Linked DNA regions of Homo sapiens: region 2 is linked to region 1. Evidence: read pairs that join two places in POLR2A ChIA-PET (ENCODE). Cell type or tissue: GM12878. All regions are shown on one strand.

The links. Peaks named below come from ENCODE experiments on the same cell type or tissue, not always from the same donor. Only the 100,000 strongest peaks of a DNase experiment are listed, where the experiment ranks them.
Region 2: POLR2A ChIA-PET joins it to region 1 with 11 read pairs; 4 of 35 experiments call an interaction of 5 or more read pairs at or near these places.

The regions. Positions count from the first base shown.
Region 1 is chr15:85,557,252-85,565,251 of GRCh38, forward strand. The region is part of intron 5 of AKAP13 (A-kinase anchoring protein 13); the gene reads left to right. Among named protein-coding and RNA genes, the nearest start is that of AKAP13, 180 kb to the left of the region's middle. In GM12878, no CTCF peak of the experiment used is centred here; no DNase peak of the experiment used is centred here.
Region 2 is chr15:85,397,758-85,405,757 of GRCh38, forward strand. All of the region lies in intron 1 of AKAP13 (A-kinase anchoring protein 13), which reads left to right. Among named protein-coding and RNA genes, the nearest start is that of AKAP13, 21 kb to the left of the region's middle. RefSeq lists an enhancer at 3,594-3,693. In GM12878, no CTCF peak of the experiment used is centred here; no DNase peak of the experiment used is centred here; H3K4me3 peaks cover 1,146 bases; H3K27ac peaks cover 4,511 bases.

The DNA.
Region 1 (8,000 bases):
ATTTGCCTAAACGCTATCTATCTGCAGAACCTTGGCCTTGTTACTTGGAAGATTAAATAAGATATTTATGATGAAAATGCTCTGAAAAACTGAATACAGCTTTTTACAATCGTTTTATATTTATTATGTACTGTGATTTGTTCCTGATATTTCACATTTGATTCAGGGAAATCATTTCAACAAATTATAGAGCTTCTTTTGTTGTCGTTTTTGTTAGGTGTGGTTTTTTTTGTGTTTTGTTGTTTGTTTTGAGATAAGGTCTCATTCTGTTGCCCAGGTTGGAGTGCAGTGGCCCAGTCATGGCTCACTGTAGCCTCGACATCCTACCTCAACTTCCGCAGTAGCTGAGACTACAGGCACGCACCACCACTAACTAACGCACCTGGCTAACTTTTGAAAATTTTGTGTAGAGATGAGGTCTTGTATGTTGCCCAGGCTGATCTCAAACTCCTGGACTCAAGTGATTTGCCTGCCTCAGCCTCCTAAAATGCTGGATTACAGGCATGAGCCCCCATGCCCACACGACAGAACCTCTTTAGAACATGACTGTTAAAGCTGATATTTGGATACTTTTGATTTTAATAGCAATAACAACAATAATAAAGACTGGGTGGGACTGAACTTTTAAAATACTCTTGCTATTGTTCAGTTGGTTTTCAGCTTTGCTCAGGCCTATATGAAGTTTACCTTTGGGAGAAAATGAAACCTTGTCCAATGGGTCTATAGCTTATACCACATGCCGTATTCCTATCTATGCTATGCCTCTTATCTCTTCTGCCAGTAGTTTTTCTCCCCAGAATCTGTGCACATTAAATTTCATTTTTCCAGTAGTTCATTTTTAGAATCTTTGCTTCAGTGATGAATTGAAAAGTTAAAAAAAATCTGATCGCTTGTAAGTAATTTGAGAAGTTCTCTGACCCACCTTACCTGTTTATTGTGCAGTGCTATTATGAGGGAGAGTAAATCAATGTTATATGTTTCTGCAAAAGCAGCAAATTACAGGAGAAACATGAGAAAAGTCACATCTAGTTTGTCCAAAAGACATTATCTCTTTATGAGGACCTATTTTATTAATGTAACTGTTTTTAAATAGGATTAATCAACTTTAATTATAACTTATGAAAAGTGCCGAATCAGGTCAGTGGGCTATATAAAAATACGCAAGGTCATTAGAAGCTTATTGGACTTGTTGAGTATGGGTTCTTTTCTTGAATTTTAGTGATGATAACCTCACACATAGTTAAGTGAACTTCGTGCCTGAAGATGGGGGTCCTGCCTAGACAAATGAGCAAAAATGTGTCTTTTTTCCTGAACTGGAAAAGCTAGTTTACAGAGTGATGACTTCTTTGTGATTAAAGTTACCAGTTTCTGTAAGTATGGAACACATCGCTTCTCCATTAAGTTGGAAGCTTGTTAATCAGCTGATTTTAACGTTCACCATTACACTGGAGTTTTGGGTTCATATTTAGTTCTTAATCTTTCTATCATGTTTAAGTTTCTCATGATCTTCAGAAATAAAACTGGAAGAAATGGATGTGCATTCCTTTCTCTCCTGATTCTGTTATTTAAATTGGTAATCCTACAGGGTTTCTGTTTGATTTTGTTTTGTGTTTTTGCCCCACGAGAAAGCTAAAGAAACTTTTTGACATTTTAAAGATGAGTGTGTACTCCTCCCTTCCCTTTCCCCTCCCTCCTCCTCCTCCCTCCCTTTGCCGTCCCCTCCCCCTCATTTCTTGGAAATTTGACTTTTTTTTCTGTCATCGGTTTGAAATTACTTTATTCAGTTATATCATTCTTTCCAAGTTTCAGCTTATTTTGTAAGCAATTCTCTTTTTTCCTGTTCTCATTACCACTGTTGTTGATCTTGGTCAACAGTGGTAATGTTCTCGCTTTGAAAATAATTTTCAGGGGCCTGTGTTTCTCAGCCTCACTAAGTGGCGTGAAGCACTGGTTAAACAGAAGACAGTTAAGTAGCTAGTAAGCCAATAACTGTCATGGAATAGACAGAGACAACACAAGTTCTGACATAGATCAACCTAGTTTGTGTATAAATACAAATTTAAATAATATTTAAATAGAAATCTCTATTTCAGTGGTCCCCAATTTTTTTTGGCACCAGGGACTGGTTTTGTGGAAGACAGTTTTTTCATGGACCTGTGGGAGGAGGGGATGTGATGGTTGAGGGGATGATTCAAGCGCATTACATTTATCATGCACTTTATTTCTGTTATTACTGCACTGTAATATATAATGAAATAATTATACAACTCACCATAATGTAGAGTTAGTGGGAGCCCTGAGCTTGTTTTCCTGCAGCTAAACAGTCCCATCAGGGGGTGATGGGAGACAGTGACAGATCATCAAACATTAGATTCACATAAGGAGCCTAGATCCCTCACATACGCAGTTCACGATAGGGTTCACGCTCCTGTGAGAATCTAGTGCCACCGTTGATCCGACAGGAGGCGGAATTCAGGTGGTAATGCAAGCAGTGGGGAGCAGCTGTAAATACAGATGAAGCTTCACTCTCTAGCCTGCACTTACTTCCTACTGTGTGGCCTAACACGCCATAGACTGGTACTGGTTTGTGGCATGGGAGTTGGGGACCCCTGCTTTATTTAATCACTTATAACTTATAATCACTTAGATGCTCTAAGTCATCTGGGGGGTGAGAAGGTTGGAAAAGAAAAAGTACATTAGTGAGTGAGTAAAGATTATCTGGGATTGTTTCTTAGATGAGGATCTATTTGATGTTGGTGTTGGTCTACTGTGAACTAAATATAACTGCATTGGAGCCTAAGCGCAGATGTCTGCGTCATGGTTTATTACTCCTGTGTTCGTTTCAAGGAGCTCCTGTGATACCTGCTGTCTCCACCTAAAAAAAAAAAAAAAAAAAAAAAAAAAAACAGTAAAAATAAAATAATCAATTAATTCTTCCTCTTGCTGGTCTGTCACTCAGTCTAGAGTGCTGTGGTGAGACCATAGCTCACTGCAGCCTTGACCACTCGCCTCAGCCTCCCATGTAGCTAGGACTACAGGTGTGCACCACCAGGCCGGGCTAATTTTTTTTTGCAAAGAGTGGGGGTGGTCTCCCTGTTTTGCCCAGCCTGGTCTTGAACTCTTAGCCTCAAGCAATCTTCTCACCTCAGCCTCCCAAAGTGCTGGGAACACAGGTGTGAGTCACTGCACCCAGCCTATTTATTTATTTTTAATAATTAAGTTGTACATAATAATATTCATGATGCACCTGCATAAGACAGGTTTATTTTATTATCAGATATTACCTCCCATATTGTATGGAATTTTTAATAACAGTTGTAGCTGATGCTCCATTTTGTAGTCTGATAGTTTCACTTTGTCATATTTTTATCTATTTCTATGGTCTTTATAAATATTTTTGAGGCCCTCTTTTATTATGAGTAAATTATTCAACTAATATTGAATATCAATTTCTGATTTTTAAAAAAATTAAAACTAGTGAGTGCTAGAGTGAGCCTTATCTTTTACCTACTGATTTTTTGCTTCTGTTAAATTATTTCCTTAGGCTAAATTTCAAGGAATTGTATAATTAGGTCAAAGGAAATGATGTTTGCAACTCCCATATTCATTGCAATGTGGCCAGTATTAACTCTGCTTTTCTTTTTTAAGTAACTGCCACCTGTAGGTTACTTTAATGCAGTGTTTTACAACCTTGGCTGCACATTAAAGTCTCTGCAGGAGCTTTAAAAAACACTCATGCCTGAGGACCACCTCTAGAGATTTTGATTTGATAGATGTGATATGCCATCTGGATGTAAGGATTTTTTTTTTTTTTTTTTTTTTTTTAAGACGGAGTTTGACTCGCCGCCCAGGCTGGAGTGCAACGGCGCAATCTCGGCTCACTGCAACCTCCGCCCCCCAGGTTCAAGTGATTCTCCTGCCTCAGCCTCCCAAGTAGCTGGGATTACAGGCGCCCGCCACCACACCTGGCTAATTTTTGTATTTTTAGTAGAGACGGGGTTTCACCGCATTGGCCAGGCTGGTCTCGAACTCCTGACCTCAGGTGATCCACCTGCCTTGGCCTCCCAAAGTGCTGGGATTACAGGCGTGAGCCACCATGCCCAGCCTCTGGACATAAGGATTTTTAAAAGCTCTCCAGGCAATTTCAAAGTGCAGCTAAGGTTAAAAGGTTACTTTAGTGAGATTGAGCTTAACATTGCATCTGAAAATTGATTTATTTGTTGAATCAGGTTGGTGGCTTAAATCTGATTCAGTAAGAGGAACCAACTAAATACTTTGATCACATCAATAAATTTATACGTCTGTCTAGTATAAAATTGATTTAACTTTAATTTTTACTAATCTTGTGAATGTTGGTATATTAGATATCGATGCATCTATAACTAATACAGTGGCAGTATGCTGAAAATCACTTTTTTCGAGATCTTGAAACCAGTACAGTAAGGTAGGACTAAAAAATACAACTTTGGCTATTGGAGTGATGTAGTATTCCAGAAGTTATGGACTCATTGAGAAAGGGAGTGAAGTAGCCCCTCAGGATGAAAAGCAAGAGAAAAATGACCATAGACGCCATGGACTACTAACTTCTGTACCCATATCCATAGTACGCAATGATCTAGAACTTGCACACTAGTCTCTCAAAATGTGTATTTTTAAAATTATTTATATTTTTAGTTTCGTCTGTCTGCATTCTCTGCTACAAAATAGGCAGCAGAGGTAGGTTTGTGTTTTGGTTTAGATTGTTGATCCAAATGCTGGCTGGCTCCATTACTTAGTAGCTGTTAGGCAAGTTACTACATTTCTCACAACTTCAGTTTCCTGACCTGCAAATTACGGTAATAATATTCTCCTTCACAGAATGATTACGAGAGTAAATGAGATGATGTGTACCAAATGCACAGTTCAATATCTGATACATTGTTAAGCAGTTGATAAATATTAACAATAAAAGGAAGTGGTTATGTTGTGGAAATAGAAACCAGTATTTAATGAGTACTTACTAGTAGTATGCATATTAAGAATATATATCTCGGCCGGGCGTGGTGGCTCACACCTGTAATCCCAGCAGTTTGGGAGGCCGAGGCGTGCGGATCACCTGAGGTCAGGAGTTTGAGACCAGTCTGGCCAACATGGCGAAACCCCGTCTCTACTAAAAATACAAAAATTAGCTGGGCGTGGTGGCAAGCGCCTGTAATCCCAGCTACTTGGGAGGCTGAGGTGGGAGAATCGCTTGTACCTGGAAGGTGGTGGTTGCAGTGAGCTGAGATCGTGCCACTGCACTCCATCCTGGGTGACAGAGTGAGAATCTGCCTCAAAAAAAAAAATATATATATATATATATATATATATATATATCTCTGTCCTTATATCTTAATCCTTGAGCCTCTGTAAGAAAACTGCTGTTATCCCACTTTCCTTTTCTTTCTTTTCTTTTCTTTTCTTTTTTTTTTTTTTTTTTTTTGAGACTGAATTTCCCTCTTGTTGCCCACGCTGGAGTGCAATGGCGCGACCTCGGCTCACTCCAACCTCTGCCTCCTGGGTTCAAGCGATTCTCCTGCCTCAGCCTCCTGAGTAGCTGGGATTACAGGCATGCGCCACCACGCCCAGCAGGTTTTTTTTGTTTTTTTTTTTTTTGTATTTTTAGTAGAGATAGGGTTTCACCATATTGGCCAGGCTGGTCTCAAACTCCTGACCTCAGGTGATCCACCTGCTTCGGTCTCCCAAGGTGCTGGGATTACACGTGTGAGCCACTGCACCTGGCCCCCACTTTTCTTTAAACAGATAAAAAACTCTGGCTCATAGAAGCGAAATAATTTGTCTTAGATCAGACCATGGTATAAATGGGATTCTACTCAGACTTTAGCACCTGTACTTTTCCCATACCACACTATGATTTAGCCTCTAGGGAAGTCTCAGTTGAACATAATTAGATGAATTTGTAGTGAATTGGTATTTTTTTCCTCGTAGGAAAAGGTAGGTTGGTGTCAATTTTGTGAACAATATGGTGAGCAATGTGGGCATGCCATTTTCCAGCCTGTCGGAATCAATATTGTCCTTCATTTGAGTAGAATGTGCTTGTTTTTTTTTTTTTTTTTTTTTTTTTAAAGACGGAGAATGAGAATTTGGGCTAGGCAGTTTGTCCAACATTTTGTCAGTCTCTTCAACGCTCACTATTCTGTTGATCAATGTAGCAGATGGTGGACTTTGGAACTTTTTATCAGAGAATGTGTGTTGAGAAATGTTCTACTTGGAAGGAACATTCCTTTGACTCATAAAAAAATTTTTCTCTTAAAGACCTCTTTGCTCCTTGTTGCATTCAAATTACCCTGAATACTTCCTGCTGTGGGCACCGCATGAACTGTTCCTACAAAAGCCAGCCCTTTCCACTTAAAGTAGTGCAGCATTATATAAGGGGGAGAGCACAGGCTTTGGGAGCAGCCCAACCTGGATTCAAATCTATTACTTGTTAGCAATGTGCTAAGTAAGAGGGTGCTAATATTTATTGACTGCCTACTGTGTGCCAGGCATTATTAAATAATTTATTTACTATCCTCATTAATTTCCACAACAACTTTCTTTGCTTTTTCACAGCAACCTTTTAAAAGGACTGTTACATTTTTTATAGGTCAAGATGCATGCTCAAAGAGGTTAAGTATCTAGCTCAAGTTCTCACTTCTTGTAAGTGGTAAAGTTTGATTTTGAACTGAGGTTTATCAAACTGCTAATGTATGTGGTATACCTTGAACAAATATGTTAATATTTCTGTTCTCAATTTCCTCATCTCTGAAACCGGAATACTACCACTTTGAAGGACTGATAAGAGGATTAAATTAGTGTACTTAAAATTTTCTGTCAGTATCTGTTTAAGTAGATACTCAAATAATACTAGTTTCTTCCCTACCTTTAGTAAGTAATAATAACAGAAGAATGAAGCAATTTTCACCTCTGCCTTTATTAAAATGTTTTACATTTAACTTTGTATTTTGAAAAATTTTGAACTCAGAAAAGATGCAAGAAACGTGCAATGAACTCCTATATATCCTTCATCCAAATTCTCCGATTCTTAACATTGGTTACATTTGCTTTATCTGTGTGTGTATACATATACATATATAGAATTTTACTGAAGTCTTTGAGAGTAAGTTGCAGAATCATGACCTTCTGTTCCTAAATATTTCAGCATATATTTCCTAAGAACAAGGACAGTCAATACAGTAACAGTGCATTTATCAAAATTAGTAATTTATCATTAATACAATAATCTAATATATAGTAGTTTATATTCTACTTTTCACCATCTGCTTAATAGTGTTCTTTTAAGTATTTTTCCTCCTGATCTGGATCACACACTGGATTTAGTTGTCATGTTTAGTCTCCTTTGCCACCTGTGCCTTTTGAGCCATTACTGCCACTACATTGGGTTGTATTAGAATTACTTCCTTAGATTATCTGTCTCTTCAGAGAGTGATGATCTCAAACCATCTTAAACGTTGTGAGTAAAAGAGAAGAATATTTGTACTCTTCTGCCCTGGAGTGAAATCCCAACAAATACTTGAGTAACTGTGTATGTCAAGAGATTGTGCTGAGTGGTGGAGATCAGCAGGTCAGGAGATACACGGTCCTGGTTCTCAATGGGGCTTCCAGATGAGTAAGATTGTTATAGTGCAGTTCAGCAAGTCTTGCTGAGCTCACAAGAGAGACTGCTCCTGGAAGTGTGCTGGAAACTAGATACAATTCAGGGCTCCCAAAGGATGTTTAAAAACAATATTAATTACCTCATGACAGGAAGATTGAAAATTTCAAGGTAATCATATTGTCAGCTTTTCATATCTTAAAGTCTGTTTTGAAATCGGGTTGAATGTGAAAATCTAAGAGACTTTAACACTGTCTGATGTAGTAGTAATGAAACAATGCCTGTACTGCATCATTGCCACAATTGGTGGTAAAGTACCATTTCGTTTATTCAGGGTGATAGTTTCCTCATTGGAATTAAAAAAAAA
Region 2 (8,000 bases), 160 kb before region 1:
AGGCACACTACTGGGCACCAGGGATTGAGGAATAAACAAAATAAGATGTAGTCACTGCCCTTAAAGCACTCATGATTTTGTTTCTTGATTGATAGGCAGTAACAATAATAGTGATAATTGCCATCATTTATTATTACTTTCCATTTGCCAAGTGTAGTAGTAAGTACTCTACAAACCCTTGTCTCATTTTAATCCTCATAATTCTAATCCTCACAAAATGTGGAAGTATCCATATTTTATGGATGAGGAGACAGAGGCCCAGAGAGGCTGGACTTGCTCAGGGTCACACAGTTAGTATGTGGCTGAGTTCATACTTGAACATGGATCTTACTCTAGAACTTATACTCTGCTCAGCATTCCTCATTCTGGCGAGAGTTGAAACGAGTAATGATGTGAAAGGGACATCATTGTGAGCTATTATTTTGGCAGAACTTTATGTAACTTTGACTTTGCCAGTAGATTTATTTTTATGGTTAATCTCTTATTCTAGGAGTCATCAGATCGTTTTCATGATTTATGAAAGACATTTTTAATAAGTCTTATTTTTATTACAACAGTAATGTACAGTTCCTCTAGAAATTTAGGAACTATAGTCCCCCAAAAGTACACATAAATGACACTACCTAGAGAAAATTGTTGGGTATAATTTTTCTTTCCAAACTTGAAAACTTGTAGAGAGAGAGTGTGTGTATGTACATATATACAGCCCATATGTGGACTAGCCATATGTGGCGTATTTTATGTACTCTTGAGCATAAACAGGTTATAAAACATTTCATCAATGTACCTTTATATGATTTCTTTTTTGTTGTTGTTGAGACAGAGTCTCACTCTGTCGCCCAGGCCAGAGTGCAGTGGCGCAATCTCTACTCAGTGCAACCTCTGCCTCCCAGGTTCAAGCAACTCTCCTGCCTCAGCCTCCCGAGTAGCTGGGATTACAGGCACATGCCACCACGCCCGGCTAATTTTTGGATTTTTAGTAGAGATGGGGTTTCACCATGTTGGCCAGGCTGGTCTTGAACTCCTGACCTCAAGTGATCCACGTGTTTCCGCCAGCCACCTTTATATGATTTCAAGTAACTGACATAGTTATTTTAATGGCTATATAGTATTTCCTTGTATGAACTTAAGTTTATCTTCAGTTCATTTCCTATTATTTGAATAGGTTGTGTATCTTTTTTCCCCATCACCCTTCCTCCTGCCTCTTTCCTCTATGCTATTATAAACATTGCTTTGAAGGACAGCCTTATACATACATCTGTGTGTCCTTGTTTACTTTGTTAGAGAAATGGAATTGTTAGGGCAAATGGTGTACATTTCAGCAGCTGTTCATAGATATTGTCAAGTTGTCTACAGAAAGCTTTTGTCATTTATACTTCTACTGGCAGAATATGACAGTTCCTATTTACTATTTCCCCATAACTTTTAGAAAACACGTTTTTAAAGTTTTAGATGCAGGCCGGGCGCGGTGGCTCACGCCTGTAATCCCAGCACTTTGGGAGGCCGAGGCGGGTGGATCATGAGGTCAGGAGATCGAGACCATCCTGGCTAACAAGGTGAAACCCCGTCTCTACTAAAAATACAAAAAATTAGCCGGGCGCGGTGGCGGGCGCCTGTAGTCCCAGCTACTCGGGAGGCTGAGGCAGGAGAATGGCGTGAACCCGGGAAGCGGAGCTTGCAGTGAGCCGAGATTGCGCCACTGCAGTCCGCAGTCCGGCCTGGGCGACAGAGCGAGACTCCGTCTCAAAAAAAAAAAAAAAAAAAATAAAAAAATAAAAAAATAAATAAATAAATAAATAAAGTTTTAGATGCCATAAGATAATTACTCATAGAATTACTGGATTACTGGCAACCAAAGAAAAAATGAAAGAACTCTGTATTTCTAAAAGGATATGAAGAAACTCACGAAGCATCGTTACTGTCCTCTTAGGTGCTAAACGTTAATCTGAGTTCTCAATATTAAAAGACAGATGGAGGAAACTTTCAAATAAAGTCACTGATATCATGTTCCTTTGGCTTGTTCTTAGTTGTCGGTTCAGATTAACTCCAGCAATAAAACAGGGAAGTATTTGAGATAAGATTTAGAGATGCTGAGGAGTAAGGTCCTCTTCTACACAAAGAGCCCTGTGAAAGATGATCTGTGGCCATTCTGTTGCTTATCTAAATGCATGTTAGAATTAATATAACTTATTTATTTATTTATTTCATTATTATTTTTTCTAGAGATGGTGTCTCGCTGTGTTGACCAGGCTGGTCTCCTCAAACTCTTGGCCTCAAGTGATCCTCCCACCTGGGCTTCCCAAAGTGCTGGGATTACAGGCATGAGCCACTGCGCCTGACTGTTAAAGCTTTTAGTTCTGGGCCAGGCTCAGTGGCTCACACTTATAATCTCAGCATTTTGAGAGGTTGAGGTGGGAGGATAGCTTGAAGTCAGGAGGCCAGGAGTTCAGGACCAGCCTGGGCAACATAGTGAGAGCCTGTCTCTACAAAATAAAAATTAAAAAATTAGCTGGGTGGTGATGCATGCCTATAGTTGTAGCTACCTGAGAGGCTGAGGCGGAAGGATCACTTGAGTCCATGAGTTAGAGGTTACAGTGAGCTATGATCACACTGCCTTTACTCCAGCCTGGGTGACAAAGCAAGATCCTGTCTCTAAAAAAAAAATTAAAAAACAAAATTTAGTTCTGAAAGTACAAATACGTATAATCCACATATGTTCCTCAAATCACAGTTACATATTGACATCATGGTTTAGATAATCAAGAAAACAAGCAAATTAAACATTGAAACTGTGTTCTTGACTTTAATGTAGGCAAACCTTTTTCTCTGAGCCAAAGATTAGTCAACTGGTCTCAGCTATAATAATGATTTTCAATCATAATATTTGTGAAGGTTTTCTGTATTATAAGTAGGAAGAACTAGTTGTATAGGAAGTTGTAAGTCAGGTAGCTGTGTAAGGTGATCTCTTGGCACTGTTGATACACCAGCTTGTCTCTGTTTTGTTGACCATTCTTAGGAGTATCTTGTTGATATTCAGCCTATTTCTGGTTACAGAGAAATAGCTGATTAATCATAATTTAGTAGCCATATATATATATATGTATATATATATATATATTTTTTTTTTTTAAACAGAGTATGTTGCTCAGGCTGGGGTGCAGTGGCACAATCTTGGCTTACTGCAACCTCCGCCTCCCGGATTCAAGCGATTCTCCTGCCTCAACCTCCCAAGTAGCTGGGATCACATGTGTGTGTCACCATGCCTGGCTTATTTTCATATTTTTATTGGAGATTGGGTTTTACCATGTTCGTCAAGCTGATCTCAAACTCCTGACCTCAGGTGATCCACCTGCCTTGGCCTCTCAAAGTGCTGGGATTATAGACACGAGCCACTGTGCCCGGCATATTATATCACTAGATGTAGAAATTTAATTTATGATGGTTCTATAATAAAGTCTTGGAACATGTAGATAGTTAATTCAGATGTGGGAGGGCTTCTGTGGTCTTGAAACCACCCAGTTTTTTATGTAGTATACCTGATTATTGAACTGTTAGTTTCGTTATGAAGTCTAGATGTTACTTGGTTTTGGTAAGGAACCCTATGTAGAATTTTGAGGACGTCTCCTCTGCCAACCTGAATTGATCAGAATTTTTATAGACCTCCCAAAGGACCTCTGTTTTGGAAATCTTTTGGGGCAAGGCCAGCTTTGATTTGTTTTCTCTGTTACAACAGCATTATTTGGGCTTAAATCTCAGAAGTGTGCCATTCTGCTTTTTTACTGTTTCCTCCCCCTGGTAACTTGAGCTATTATAAACTGTTTACCAAAGAAGCTAGTCATTTTTGTCTCAGTATTCTCTTAAACTGTCCCTTTGAGGTTGTAAAAAAGAGAGTAATAACAATTAGCAGGTCAACCAACAAATAGGACCTTGGTATCTCACATTTCAGAGGATTCTTCCTTAGGTCTCCCTACTTTCTTTCCTGTCTTAGGGATCTGGGATAAACAATTAGCTTGGTAAATCAGTGGTAGGAATTAAATGTTTCTGTGCAGTTTTTCTGGGACATAGGACAATAATAATGGGGAACAAAATAATAAGAGAATGAGTAACAAGACAGTAGTAATAAGAATGCCAGATTAAAAATAGGAAGATGGAAACTCACTGACTGGTAGAAATGTAAAGGATAAATTCTGATGTAAAACATTCTGTAGCTGAGAAAAACTTGTTAGTGAACAGACACTGGATTAGGATTCAATAAATTTGGTTTAGTTTGCTGCCAACAACCTTGGGCAAGTTGCTTAGCCCACTCCACCTCAATTCTCCCATCAAAAATGAAACGGTTAAACTGTATCAGGTTTTTGTTTGGTTCTTTGTTGTGTTTTCCCCAAAAAGTATCCTCAAGTCCTGGAGATCCTTGGAATTACATCAAGGGCCCAAGTGAGATTGGGGAGGGCATGAAAAAGAGAGCAAGTGGTGCTACACAGAGTAGTTCCACTTTCCTCTAGTTTATTTTTGTGTTTCCTGTAATGTTTCCTTCGAAGACACTTCCATGGCCAAAAAATCAGTTTGGAAACATCTGGACTGAAATATGTTGAAAGTGCCTTCTGGTGCCTAGGATTTGGTGTTTATGAATCTCCATCTGTTGGCTGGATGTCTTTGTTCTTGGTATAAGTCTTTCATGGTTAGGGAAATTTTACTGGCTGAATCATGAAGGAACTGTATAATACAATGGGGGATCGTGGTATCTGACTGCTAGGCTGTGCTCTGATGTTAACTGCCCATGAGATAGTTCTCAACTAAGCAATTAGAAATTAAAATACTTTTTAGCTCTCCGGGAGCTTGGGAAATCCTGATAAAAAGATGCAAAGAATCATACTCCTTGCTTATCAAAACCTATTTATGCTAGCTGCCATTTTTTTTTTCGAGCACTTACTTTGTAGCATTTTATCTGTATGTCTCACTTAACCCTGGGGTGGTCTTGTGAAGTAGCTGGAGTTAGCTCTGCCGTAAATGGTAGTTGAGGCTTACTAAGATTGTGTAGCTTGGCTAAACTCCCACAGCCAGAAGTGCAAGAGCTGGGGATTGAAACTAGGATTGTGTTTCTAAAATGTGTGCATTCTTTATTATGTTCACCTGCCTTTCTTAAAGTTACAGGAGTTTTGTAGCTGTGAGACGTTTTTAATAGCACCGCTGTTACTCATGTTTTTCATTAATGAAATCTGGTAATAAAAGTGATTAGCAACGTTCATTGTTCTTAACTGCTTGTTATGCCAAGGACTCTTAATAGTAGGGCAGAAATGATTTGATTATATTGTATATACCATTCCTTATCTGTTAGGTCCTCATAAATAAGGAAAAAATGAGAAATTTGTAAGATTAGAGCAGAATGAAATAAGCTATGTTTTCTTTAATGGTTGGAAATTATTCCTAAAAGAATAATAGATATGAAAAAAATCTAAAATAGGTGATGCTAAATTCTTTAGAGTCAGTGAACATACAGAGATTAGATTGTTTTATGATCAGTGTGGTGCTAACTTTGATGCCCTAAGAATGGATTTACCATGGTGGTACCTAATGCAAGGAAATTGGGCATTTTTTTCTTCACAACATAATTTATTGCTGGACACTGTAAAAATATCAAAACGTGGTGGGCATTAGTGCCACTCACTACAATTTCTAGTTCTCCTTTTTGCATGTGGAATATCACATTTCCCAGCCTATTTCAAGATGGCATGGTCTTGTGACTTGCTGTGTCCCATGGAAATGTGTCGCTTTTGGCTAGAAGCATTTAAAAGCTGATGTGAGGTCGGGCGCAGTGGCTCATGCCTGTAATCCCAGCCCTTTGGGAAGCTGAGGTGGGTGGATCACCTGAGGTCAGGAGTTCGAGATCAGCCTGATCAACATAGTGAAACCTTGTCTTTACTAAAAATACAAAAATTAGCCGGGCGTGGTGGCGCATGTCTGTAATCCCAGCTACTTGGAAGGCTGAGGCAGGAGAATCGCTTGAACCCGGGAGGTGGTTCAAGCGATTCTCAGTGAGCCTAGACCACACCATCGCATGCCATCCTGGGCAACAAGAGCAAAACTCCTCTCAAAAAAAAAAAAAAAAAATCTGACGTGAAATGCTCTCTCTCTTTCCTTGCTTTTGGGACCTGGAAGCACAAGTAGCTATGACAGTACCACATGATGAAATCAGGTTGGAATACTGCCCTGAGGCTTGAAGGATTGCTGCCCCAGAGAGTTGCCTGGAGCCATAGTGATCTTTGAGTGAGTGAGGAGTAAACTTCATTGTGTTAACTTCTGATACCTTCTGGTTGTTGTTACCATAGTATAATCTAGCTTATCCTGACTTTACTACACACATCATCAGAAATCATTAGTGTAAAAGATTTTTAAGGAGAGGGACTGACCAAGATTGAAGCATAATTACCTCAGATGCAGATAAGGTCAATAGCATAGTTAAGGGCAGGTTTTCTCTTTTAGCTGTCACCTGTTTTATGTTTTGTCAGTTTATTCTTCTTTTAGCTCAGTTTTGGTCGTATCACTGCCCCATTTAAAAATAGTAGTTCCTCATTGCCCACCGAATAAAATCTGAGTAAGGCCTGCCACAGTTTGGTTCTGCAACAACACGCTTTAAAAACTGTTCTCTCACTGTGGTGAAGTATTTATTTATCATCATGTGCCTTTGCCCATTCATGCATTTGAGAAACATATATTGATTACTTTGTGTGCCAATGTGGAGGCTAGACCCTAGGGACACACAAAATGTTCCTTCCCATCTGTTCATGTCCAATTCTGCCTTAGCTTTTCAAGCTAAGTCTTGAAGGATGTTTCCTACATAAACCCTGCTTCATTCTCACAGTTGGTTATAAGCTGTCTTTCTGACCTCTCAAGCATTTCTGGCACACTGTTTCCTATCCTGGTTGTAAAGTTGTACTTGTATATCTCATTCCCTTTACTGGGCTAGTGTCACACCTTTGTATCTTTAGTACCTAGCTCCCAGCTTATGGTAGGGGCTCAGTAATCTTTACTGAATGAATGGCTGTTAGATTGTGGCTGTGTTGAAAAGCCAATGATTAATTTGCCTTTGTTTGACAAATTGTTACTATCTTTAAAGTTATTTTGCCTTCGTTGCTTGCACTTACCTCCTTCTAGCTATTATCATTGTGTGTGTTCATTCTTAGTACTCAGTAGGGCCTTATGTAGCAGTGGTTGTGTTTTTTTCTTTTTTTATAAGCTATCTGGAATGCTGTATCCTAGCACATTCTGGTGAGCTTTCCTTACCATTGTTTAAAGTCTGTTTTGTGTTTTAAAGATCCATTGTGAAGTTTCTTAATGTGACTTCTAAGTCTAGAGCTTATGAATAGATGAGTCATGTGTTTTAATCGATTCAGACTTAGTTTTGTCTTGGTGTCTTGTTGTTTCTACTGATGTTTTCCTGAAAGATTTGTGCCTTTGAATCTGTGTTCTGAACTTATACTCTGGTTTCTCTTCGTATGGTGTTAGTCTTTCCCCTTTTACTAAAGAGCTTTGAACTGGGTAGTTTAAAAGACCCAGATTCTAGTTTAGTTTGGCTTCTAGCTCACTTTGTTAACTTTGGTTGTGAAGTTTGTATCCACGAAACAAATGAGTTTGACAAAAATCCATGATTCACATACTGATTTTACTATGGACCGGGTAAGTTATTTGAATTCTAATCTTGTGTGGATACAAAAATTGGAGACAAAATTCTGGTAGGGTTGGCAAAGGTTGAAGGAAACTTTATTTATTTATTGAGTGCTTACTATGTGCTAGATGCTGTTTATTTGCCTTATTCACTAACCTGTGAAGATTTTATCTCTGTGTTTTAGTTACAGAAATATGAGATACAAAGAAGCTAGGATACTTATTGAGCTAGTAAGGGCAGGATCCAGAACTTCGGCCAAAGTCAATTTCATTCCAAAGCCAGTGTTCTTTTTGTTGCAGTTTGCAAGCCGTTCCAGACTTCTCTAACGGAGTAGCCT